2 separate regions of the Mus musculus genome follow, and region 2 is linked to region 1. Evidence: chromatin loops called from intact Hi-C (ENCODE). Cell type or tissue: gastrocnemius. All regions are shown on one strand.

The links. Peaks named below come from ENCODE experiments on the same cell type or tissue, not always from the same donor. Only the 100,000 strongest peaks of a DNase experiment are listed, where the experiment ranks them.
Region 2: it touches region 1 in a loop (2.1-fold over the local background); 28 of 42 quality-filtered maps call a loop at or near these places.

What each region holds. Positions count from the first base shown.
Region 1 is chr15:27,712,551-27,717,550 of GRCm38, reverse strand. No RefSeq gene overlaps it. Among named protein-coding and RNA genes, the nearest start is that of Otulinl, 34 kb to the right of the region's middle. In gastrocnemius, a CTCF peak has its summit at 1,995 (motif pointing right); a DNase peak (open chromatin) is centred at 2,005.
Region 2 is chr15:27,662,779-27,667,778 of GRCm38, reverse strand. Otulinl (OTU deubiquitinase with linear linkage specificity like) reads left to right here. Exons shown (of 8, transcript NM_001242423.1): 2 at 2,966-3,125; 3 at 3,211-3,242; 4 at 3,344-3,435. Among named protein-coding and RNA genes, the nearest start is that of Otulinl, 16 kb to the left of the region's middle. In gastrocnemius, no CTCF peak of the experiment used is centred here; DNase peaks (open chromatin) are centred at 1,223 and 2,247; H3K4me3 peaks cover 418 bases; H3K27ac peaks cover 608 bases.

The DNA.
Region 1 (5,000 bases):
CAAGCATCAAAGCCTAGAGACTGATCAGATCCTTTTAGGGGAAGGTTGTGGGCTGTGTGCAATGTGTCAGCCAGGATCCTGTATGTGTGTGTGGGTGGGGGGGTGGTATGTTACCCACCCAAGTTGTACATGTTGAACGTCTAACAAAGGGCTGTTGAACTGTGGGTGGGGACGTCAGGACTGAGTCCCTTATATGTTCAAGGCCCCGTATACAACCTGAGTTCTGTTGAAGACAGGAAGAACCACTGAGACTAACCCATTGGAGTGAGGAAGCTAAGTCACTCAGTCAGAGCACCTTTCCTCCTTAGCCCTCTGGCTCTACACTCATCAGCAAACTTAGCCAGAAGGCAGAGAGCTCACTGATAATGGTCCTTGGATTTGAACTTGCACAGCAAAGAGAGGGTAGAGAGACCACCTAAGGGGCACCTGAGAAAGAGGTAGATGTGCACAAATAAGTTGCTTATTTGAATGGTCAGCATTCAGAGCATGGAGAGTCGCAAGCAGTGGTACGGGTGTGGAGCAACAGGAAGTCTCAATTCAGATGGGACTGCAAAGTGCCTTAGCTTCTGTGGAACCCAGTCTGACCTCACTGCTTTCTACAAAGCTAAGTAAGCACTCGCCAGCGTCCAGCAAGCTCCCTCCTCAGCCCTTGCCAGAGAAAGCATCCACTGGATGTGGACAGCAGCTTTAATCCACAATGAACCTCAACAACAGCTTTATTCATAATCACCCAAGTTTCCACCAGCCAAGACGTCCTCCGTAAGTAAACGTGAGACAGAGGAAGGGACGCATCTTTCATGGGGCATGGAGCCAAAGACTAGCTCTTGAAGATCTTCCCTGACCACAATTTCAGTCTGGGTAGAGCTGAATGAACAACTAATTGGTGACAAATGGACAACTTGTGAAATATCCAGAACTAGACCATTCCCCAGTGTGAAAGGAAAATATTGAATAAGCACACCATGGAGCCACAAATGACATGGAAGAAATTTAAATGCGTATTTCAACTGAAAGAAGCCAATCTCAAATAGCCATGAACTGTATGATAGTACAAAAGGCAAAGTTTCAGACCCAGTAAAAAGATCAGGGCTTCCCGGGATCAGGGGAGCGAGGGGTACATGGGCCAATCACGGGATCTTGAGGGCTAGGAAGTTATTCTGTATGATCTATGGTGCTATGACTACAGACACATTTTCTATTGTACATTTACCAAAAACCATGACACTGACAGTAGATCCTGAAGCTCATTACCATGAGTGGGAAGGGCATGTCCGTGTATGCTCACTGACTCTGACAAGTGGAAGGCTCTGAAACAGGCTGCTGACAGTGGGAGTGGCCGTGCATGTAGGGAACAGACTAAGACTCAGTACTCCCCGCTCAACTTTGCTATTAGCCTGAACCTTTTTTTTTTTTTAAGTATACTTTAAAAATGGCAGCATGAAGCCACGGCTCCTGGAAAAGGCATTCTGTAATCCAAAGCCAAACTCCTGTGTAGCCCTGGCTGTCCTGAAACTCACTCTGTAGACCAGGCTAGCCTTGAACTCAGAGATCTGCCTGCCTCTGCCTCCTGACTGCTAGGATTAAAGGCGTGCATCACCATTACCCCTCTACAAAGATACTTTTAAAAGATTAATGTATGAAGGCAGTTAGTTGGTAGAGAAAGACTGGAAATCTGGGCCACAGACAGTGAACAGCACAGTGAACTCCATCAAGAATCCCGGGATTCACAGCCACATCTATTACAGAACGAACCTCCAGGTTTGGAGTTCTCACCTGGAGTCTGTTCTGGGCCATGCAGCCTCTGATTCTGAGAGTAACTTCTGATCCCAGAATTGTCAAATGTCCTATAGGCAAGCAGCTGCCAGGACCAGAGTCCAAATAGTGACTTTCTCTCCCAATTCTGTAACTAGGTAGGTGCTTGTTTCAACCCCTCCTCACTCTCTGCCATCTCTCTAACCCCAGTGCATTCCTGCTTCTTCCTTCTTCTCCTGGAGAGGGCAGCACAAACCCAGAACGAGGTTCCTTTCTACTGCTGTGATACTACAGCATACAGTCTCTCTGTAGTAGATTCTGTAGGCCCAACTCTAGCAAAGCCATGCTGAATGGATGTCTCTGGAGAGCCATTTCAAGATCCACTGCCTTCCCCATGGTGGCGAGGGAGGAGCTACACGTGCTTTGTGGCAGTTAGCCTCTGACCCCCACCTTAGCTCTCTTTTAAAAGTCACCCAAAGTCCAATTAGTACTGCCTCTTGAGCAGGGACAACCTGCCAGTGCCCACACCCCCTGAGGAAACGCGTCTCCTCTCTTCTCCAGAAGCCATCGATTGCTAAGAGGTCCTTGGTAAGGGTGGAGCCTTCTCGATGCGTGTTGTAATGTCGATGGATGTGAATTTAAGCAGGTCTGGTACAGGTAACTGCAGCTACTGTGAGTTCATGAGTCCATCAGCCACACAGCATCTCACACTTCCTACCTTGCACCTTTTGCATTTGTTCCTTTCTCTTGTTTGTGACATTCCCTGAGCCTTGGGAGAGGTAGGATATGGATGTACCATTGAGGGATGAACACTTAGCAACCCTTGTTTCTTATCGCTTTGGCCAGTGGTGAGCCACTGCATTACTACCCACTGCCAGCCAAATGATAGCATTAATCTACAGGTATAAATATAAATAATTACACTGGGCAGTGGTGATGCATGCCTTTAACCCCAGCACTTGAGAGGCAGAGGCAGGCTGGTCTACAGAGTGAGTTCCAAGACAGACAGGGCTATAAAGTGAAGCTCTGTCTTGAAAGAAAAAATATATATGTACAGGGCAGTTTGCAAACATGACTGTTTAGCAAATACAATAATTGTAAGTTCCCTTGCAGGGTCTATGACCTCACCAGCTAGCTATGTGCTTTTAGCCAAATATACAGTTCCAGGCATGAACTGAATTTCTAAGCCTCAAATCCAAGTATAAAGCCATTGGTTTACCCTGTAAGAGTCCTACCACTATTGCACAGAGGCGCTTATCTCACCTGGCAGGTCAGTATTGTAGCCTGTCAGGTCCAGTACTGAACATGTGCATTGATGATCCCACCCCCATCCCAGTGTCCTGCATAGCACCTTTCCTATGAAAATTAGCCACCTACAGGTCATTTTAAATAAGGTTACTGCTAACATCAAATTTTATAACTGTTTGCATTGTGTGTGTTGCTTGCCACTGTAATTAAATCACCATTTCTAAAAGTCTGCTTTAACAAAAATCTCACATCTGCAAAATGACTTTCCATAGACCCCAGGCACTGCAGAAAACATAACCATATGGTTTATTAACAATAAAAAAGATTCATATATTTTAATATTTTTAATTATTTTCCTCATTTACATTTCAAATGCTATCCCAAAAGTCCCTCATACCCTCCCCCCCCACTCCCCTACCCACCCACTCCCACTTCTTGGCCCTGGTGTTCCCCTGTACTGAGGCATATAAAGTTTGCAAGACCAAGGGGCCTCTCTTCCCAATGATGGCCGACTGGGCCCTCTTCTGATACATATGCAGCTAGAGACACGAGCTCCAGGGGTACTGGTTAGTTCATATTGTTGTTCCATCTATAGCATTGCAGACCCCTCAGCTCCTTGGGTGCTTTCTCTAGCTCCTCCATTGGGGGCCCTGTGTTCCATCCAATAATTGACTGAGAGCATCCACTTCTGTGTTTGCCAGGCCCCGGCATAGCCTCACAAGAGACAGCTATATCAGGGTCCTTTCAGCAAAATCTTGCTGGTGTATGCAATGGTGTCAGCGTTTGGAGGCTGATTATGGGATGGATCCCCAGGTGTGGCAGTCTCTAGATGGTCCATCCTTTCGTCTCAGCTCCAAACTTTGTCTCTGTAAGTACTTCCTTGGGTGTTTTGTTCCCAATTCTAAGAAGGAGCAAAGTGTCCACGCTTTGGTCTTCGTTCTTCTTGAGTTTCATGTGTTTTGCAAATTTTATCTTGTATCTTGGGTATTCTAAGTTTCTGGGCTAATATCCAATTATCAGTGAGTACATATCATGTGAGTTCTTTTGTGATTGGGTTACCTCACTCAGGATGATGCCCTCCAGGTCCACCCATTTGCCTAGGAATTTCATAAATTCATTCTTTTTAATAGCTGAGTAGTACTCCATTGTGTAAATGTACCACACTTTCTGTATCCATTCCTCTGTTGAGAGACATCTGGGTTCTTTCCAGCTTCTGGATATTATAAATAAGGCTGCTATGAACATAGTGGAGCATGTGTCCTTCTTACCAGTTGGAACATCTTCTAGATATATGCCCAGGAGAGGTATTGCAGGATCCTCCAGAAGATTCATATTTTTAAATAGAAAAGTCCATCTTCTCGAAGTGGGTCCCATGCATATTTTGATACCCACCATGACCCTCTATTCTCCAGCAGAAGTCAGAGAAATGAAGCTGGGGTTAATTCTAGTTGGCAGTTGGTCATTTCCAGGAAAGCTGGCTGTCATGGAAGTTGAATGGCTATCACTCTCCAATCCAGGAATGAACATAATGCTTTGAAAATAAGCGAGATGCTTAGAAGGAAAGTAGCTTCAACAATAGGCTCGGTCTCAGATTAGAGACCCAGAACTCATGTCCATCTGTGAGAAGTTTGGTGGCATCTGCCCGTCTTTTAGCCTATCTTACATCATGACCCATCTTGACTCACTTCACCAGCAGTGACCACGATTAGCTTTGCTCCATGGCTGAACTGGACAGATTCCCTCCTGGCTGCAGAACAATGTGGCTTTAACTGATAACTCTGAGCAAGAGTGACCAGCTGTATAGCATTGCTGGTTATCCGTTCAGTCTTCATGCCTGTCAAATGACAAAATTTGAAAGAACTGAAGTTCAGGCAGCTAAGTAGCTCTTATTTGAATCCATCTATCAGATGCAGGATCTGTTCTGAAATTTAGAATTGATGTTCTGATGATATGATTCTTAAAGGTACTAAGTAAATGGAAGAAAATGCCATGACTATGGA
Region 2 (5,000 bases), 50 kb after region 1:
TTATGAGCCTTTACCCTTCTTAGCCTAAGTGACTTAACCAAAAAAATGTGGGCATATGAGGTGTGGAGTCAGCTAGTTGTCTCTCAGTCAATAAATGACTTTAAATGTGTGTGTGTGTGTGTGTTTACATATATACACACACGTCAGCCATAAAAAAATAGAACCATGTTATTTGCAGGGAAATTGATGAAACTAGCATCATGCTATGTGAAATTAGCCAGAAGCTGAAAAGTATTGTGTATTTTCTCTCATATGTAAAAAGCAGAAAAAGAAAAAGGATGATCTGAAAAAGTGAACTGCTATAGGAGGGGGTGGGGGAAGGGAGGAGAGAGGAAGGACAGGAGAAGATATTTACTCTCAGAGTATCATGTGTGCATGTGTGGCACTGTCACAACAAGCCTGCTAGTTTGAACAGTGGGTGGGCCGAATCAAGGGAGACCAGGAGTGCAGGCCTGTGGTCTGGTTTGTTTCCGGGTAAGGTGCTCCCACACCTGCTTTCTGGGTGGGTTCATTTTGAGGATAAGGACAAAAGGCTGGGGACAGGATAAGGGAGAGAAAGAGCAGGACAGAGGGACAGACTTGGGAGGAGGAGGGGAGATAGGGGAGAGAGACCAAGACAGGGCAAACACAGAGAGAACCGTTATCTTCAGCAGGCTGTCAGGAAAGGCCTCGTTCTGAGGAGAGCTGCTGCTGGTACCTTAGATGAATGAAGCACGCACACCAGGTGGCATCTAAAGATGAGGGGTGTTTAGGGCCGGACCTGGTCCCCACCGGCCCTTGACACAAACACAGAAGCACCAGCCTGTGAGTTACATCAGATGCTGTAAAAAGGCCCGCCACTGAGAAGAAACGTGACTGCCCTGTGCACACTGGAGAATCTCATTCTCTGGATTAGTTCAGAAATACATCTTGAAGCTAGCAGTCCTCCCCAGCGTTGAGTCCTCCCGGAGCCGCTTGAGGGGTGCTCGCTGACCTGTTTTGGAAGCCAGCACCTGTCGGAACTGATGGTGTACAAGTTCATTGATCCAGAATTTCCTCTTTTCTTGAATTATCCCTAAAGAGAAGCTGTGGACTTGTCTTTAGGACTCCTGAGGGGACATTGGTAATGAGCGCTGAGTGCTTGCCAATCCAGTGTTTGTAAAGGAAGAGTGCAGAACCATCCGGATGTGCAGGAGGCGAGGCTCACAGGACCGGCTCTGCTGAAGAACTGGGCATTTGTTGCAAAGGGTGCCAGCAAAACTAGGGCGCGTGCTCGGGACACTCACTGGCTCCATCTCAAATATTGGGCGGGGTGGCGGGGGGATGAGAAAAGAGTCAATCTGTCTGTACATACAAATCATAGGCAATGTTCCATTTTTCTAAAAAATACCTTAGCACTGAGACCCAAGGACAGGTCCTTTCCGAGGGCAGCGAACGTTCTTAAGTACTGAATCACCTCTCCATCCCCATAATCTTATTATTATTTTTTTGTTTATGTGTATTTGTGAGTGTGTGCCTTGTATGTACACATTTCAATAGAGACCAGAGAGTCCTCTGGAAGAGCAGTGCATGCGTAACGACCGAGCCATCTATCTCTCCAGGCCCAGCTTCGTGTTTTTAAACAACAGTTTTGCTAAACTTCTGGGAAACTGTAGAATGCAGCCAAATGAGAGCTCTAGATACATAAGCATTTTAAAGGTCTTCTTATAAGTTTAGGGAATTATACTTTAAAAATTTGCTAGTAGTATTTTTTCCATATTTGTTAATATTTTTTACTTTATTGGGAATATGAATATACATGAACTATTTGGATGACCAAACATGCTGAAATCATAGGTTCCACGCCGATGAGAATTTTATTGCAGTTGGTCACTGGAATTTTACTCAGTGGTCTGCTGTGGAAGAAATTATTTCAAAACAAGCCCCAGGAGATTTGGCCACCGTTCAGAAGTCCTCTTCCTCATTTGTACTTTCAGCATGTCACATGCTCAGGCAGGCTGGGACTGGGAATCTCCTATTAGGCAGAGTACTGCAAACCCACCCTGGGAGCTCCCCTGCCCCTTACGTGTTTGCCAGGTCGGACTGAGAATCACGGCGGGCATCTGAAGCAGCGGGTGTGGAAAGTGGTATCCACGCTTCTGCCGATTGACTTCCTCGTCTGTGACACAGCGGTGCTGCGACCTATCGTGCTTCAAAGCAGCAATAATAGGTCAAGGGTCAGCAGACAAGGGTGGGTCGGCACCTGGCATGGATCCAAGAAATGAGCACGTGTCCGTGTCGGCACTGCGCTTGCGCTGCAAACTCCTTTCTCCCCCCCTTCCCTGCTGGGTCCCCTTCAGTTCACGGTCAAGAAAGCTCAGATCACGGGAGTCAGCTGTCATGCTCACAGGCTCCATCCTGGAAACGGGATGCTAATTCAGGATTCTGAAGCCCATATTTCTGATGTACATTATAAATCATGAGTATTCTAGAGAAGGATGTATGCAGCAGTGGTCGTGGTGGAAATTATATGATTCCACTTTTGCATTTATGTTTGAATATCCTAAAAAAATATATATGTAGGCCTGGTGGGTGGGATATCTCAGTTGTTAGCATTTGCCTCCTAAGTGTGGTGTGATGGGTGTGTTTGTAATCCCAGCATTAAAGAGGACAAGTGGATTTCTAGGGCTTGATGGCCAGCCAGTCTAGCTTACTAAGCAAGTTTAAGACCAGGTAGAGGTTACATCTCTGCTACCTGAGGAATGGTGCTACCGATTGTTCTCTGACACACACACACACACGCACACACACTCACACACACACACACAACTTTGCATCCCATATAAACATGCATCTGTGAACATACGAACATGCACATACACATACATGCATACACAAAAGTGTATATAAAGCCACACTAGACACTCAGTGGCAAAATTATCCCATGTGTCCTATGTCCCTTAAGGCAGATGTATAACCATGATATGTGTGTCTGTTTGTTTTGTAGGAAGTGACCAAGTTCACTCCTGGATACTAGTTACAAGCCAAGTCCTTAGTGCTGCCTGGAGAATAGCAAGGGCCTTTGTGATGACGACGCTCTCTCCTCTGTCCGCTACCTTCAGCTACTTCAGAAGCCTGTATTTATACTTAGGGCATCAGCTGAAATGGTGGGTCACCCTGTTGTCTTCCTTTTCAAAGACAACCCTTGTCTTAGGGAAAAGTTTTCATCTAATTGTTTCCTTTGTCTTCCAGGTGGATCGGCTATCTACAGAGAAAGTTCAAAAGTAAATACTTAGTGCATGTTTTCTTACTTTTAAGGGCAGAGAAGGGTCCAGGAGGGTGGAGGATGGGAAAACTGACTGCCTTTTAATTTTATTTTACCCAGGAAACCTCAGTGTGGAGGCAGAAGTAGATTTACTCAGTTATTGTGCAAGAGAGTGGAAGGGAGAAGCCCCGCGTGCCAGACTGATGCGGAAGGTATGTGTGCTTAGGGAAGGCAGGCAGGGCCGGTCAGAAGCAGGCTACATTCAGTTCTGCTTTCCCAAACCCAAAGGTTAACCCGTACCAACCGGGCTGTAAGTTAAAGCTGCAGCTAAACCGGAAGCCGAGTAACTGTTGGATGTTAGGGCTTGATCTAGTTTGCTTTTCTCTCGTTGTGATAAAAATAGCCCAACTAAAAGCAACTCTGGGAAGGAGAGGGTTACATTGGCTTTCACTTCCAGGTCACAGCCTGTCACTGAGGGAAGTCAGGTCAGGGGCTGAAGCAGAAACCGTGGACGAACATGACTTACTGGCTTTGCTCTCAGGATCTGGCCCAAGCTAACCTGCCTAGGAACAGTGCCGCCCACAGTGGGCTAAGCCCTTCCATATCAATCCTTCATAATTATCATCTCACAGACAATGCCACAAGACAGGCTAATGTGGTCAGTCCCTCAAGTGAGGTCTCCCTTCCCAGGTGACTCTAGGCTGTTGAATCAAACTGAGAGGTGAGCATGACAGGACAGACCTCAACCTGGACTTTGTTGTGCTGGGGATAGAAGTCAGCCAGGCCTGTAAACTGAGAAAACATGAGTACTGCAGGGTATTTAGATCTCTGACTTGTTAAACTTCTGCATGTACTGTAGAGACCCTTCACTGTAGGCGTCAGACACCCTGGCATAAATATTTGAGGGGTTTTAGAATGTTCTATTTATTGGACCAATCTTGGGAAATATCCCCAACAGTGCTGCCCACTCCTGTGTCAGGCAAAAAGAAGGGGGATCCAAAATGCTCTCTGGTGTGGTCTGCAAAGGCTGCGATTTTTTTTGCTGTGCTTAAGTTGTATTCATCCTCAGTCCCAAATGACCTGCCCTGGTCTTCCAAGACAAGTTCATCTAAAACAGCAAGAGGTAGACTCCATACCCAGCAGTGTCACTGTAGAATTGCATGCATACAGCCATTGGAGTGGCTCAGAGAGTAAAGAAAGCATCCGCTGTACAAGCCTAATTAATGACCTAAGTTCAAGAGAATCATTCTCTGACTCCCGGATATGGACTGGCTTGTGTGGCCTGCACACACACACACACACACACACATACACACATCACACATATCACACACACACACATCACACATATCATACACACACACACATCACACATATCACACACACACACACATCACACACACATACACACATCACACATATCATACACACACACACATCACACACACATATCACACACACATACACACACATCACACATATCATACACATCACATACATCACACATATCACACACACACATCACACATATACACACACACACATCACACACACTAGTGATGATGGTGATGGTGGTGGTGGTGATGATGATAGTAATGAAACTTAATAAAATAAGGATCTGGAGACATGACTCAGAAATTATCTGGAGCCATGACTCAGCAGTATTTGCAATTCATGCATAGGACCCGAGGTCAGCAAGAGGCTTAAAATTAGCTGCCTGTAAGTCCAGCTTTGGGGTATCCAACATCATTTTCAAGCCTCTGTGGGTACTTACATG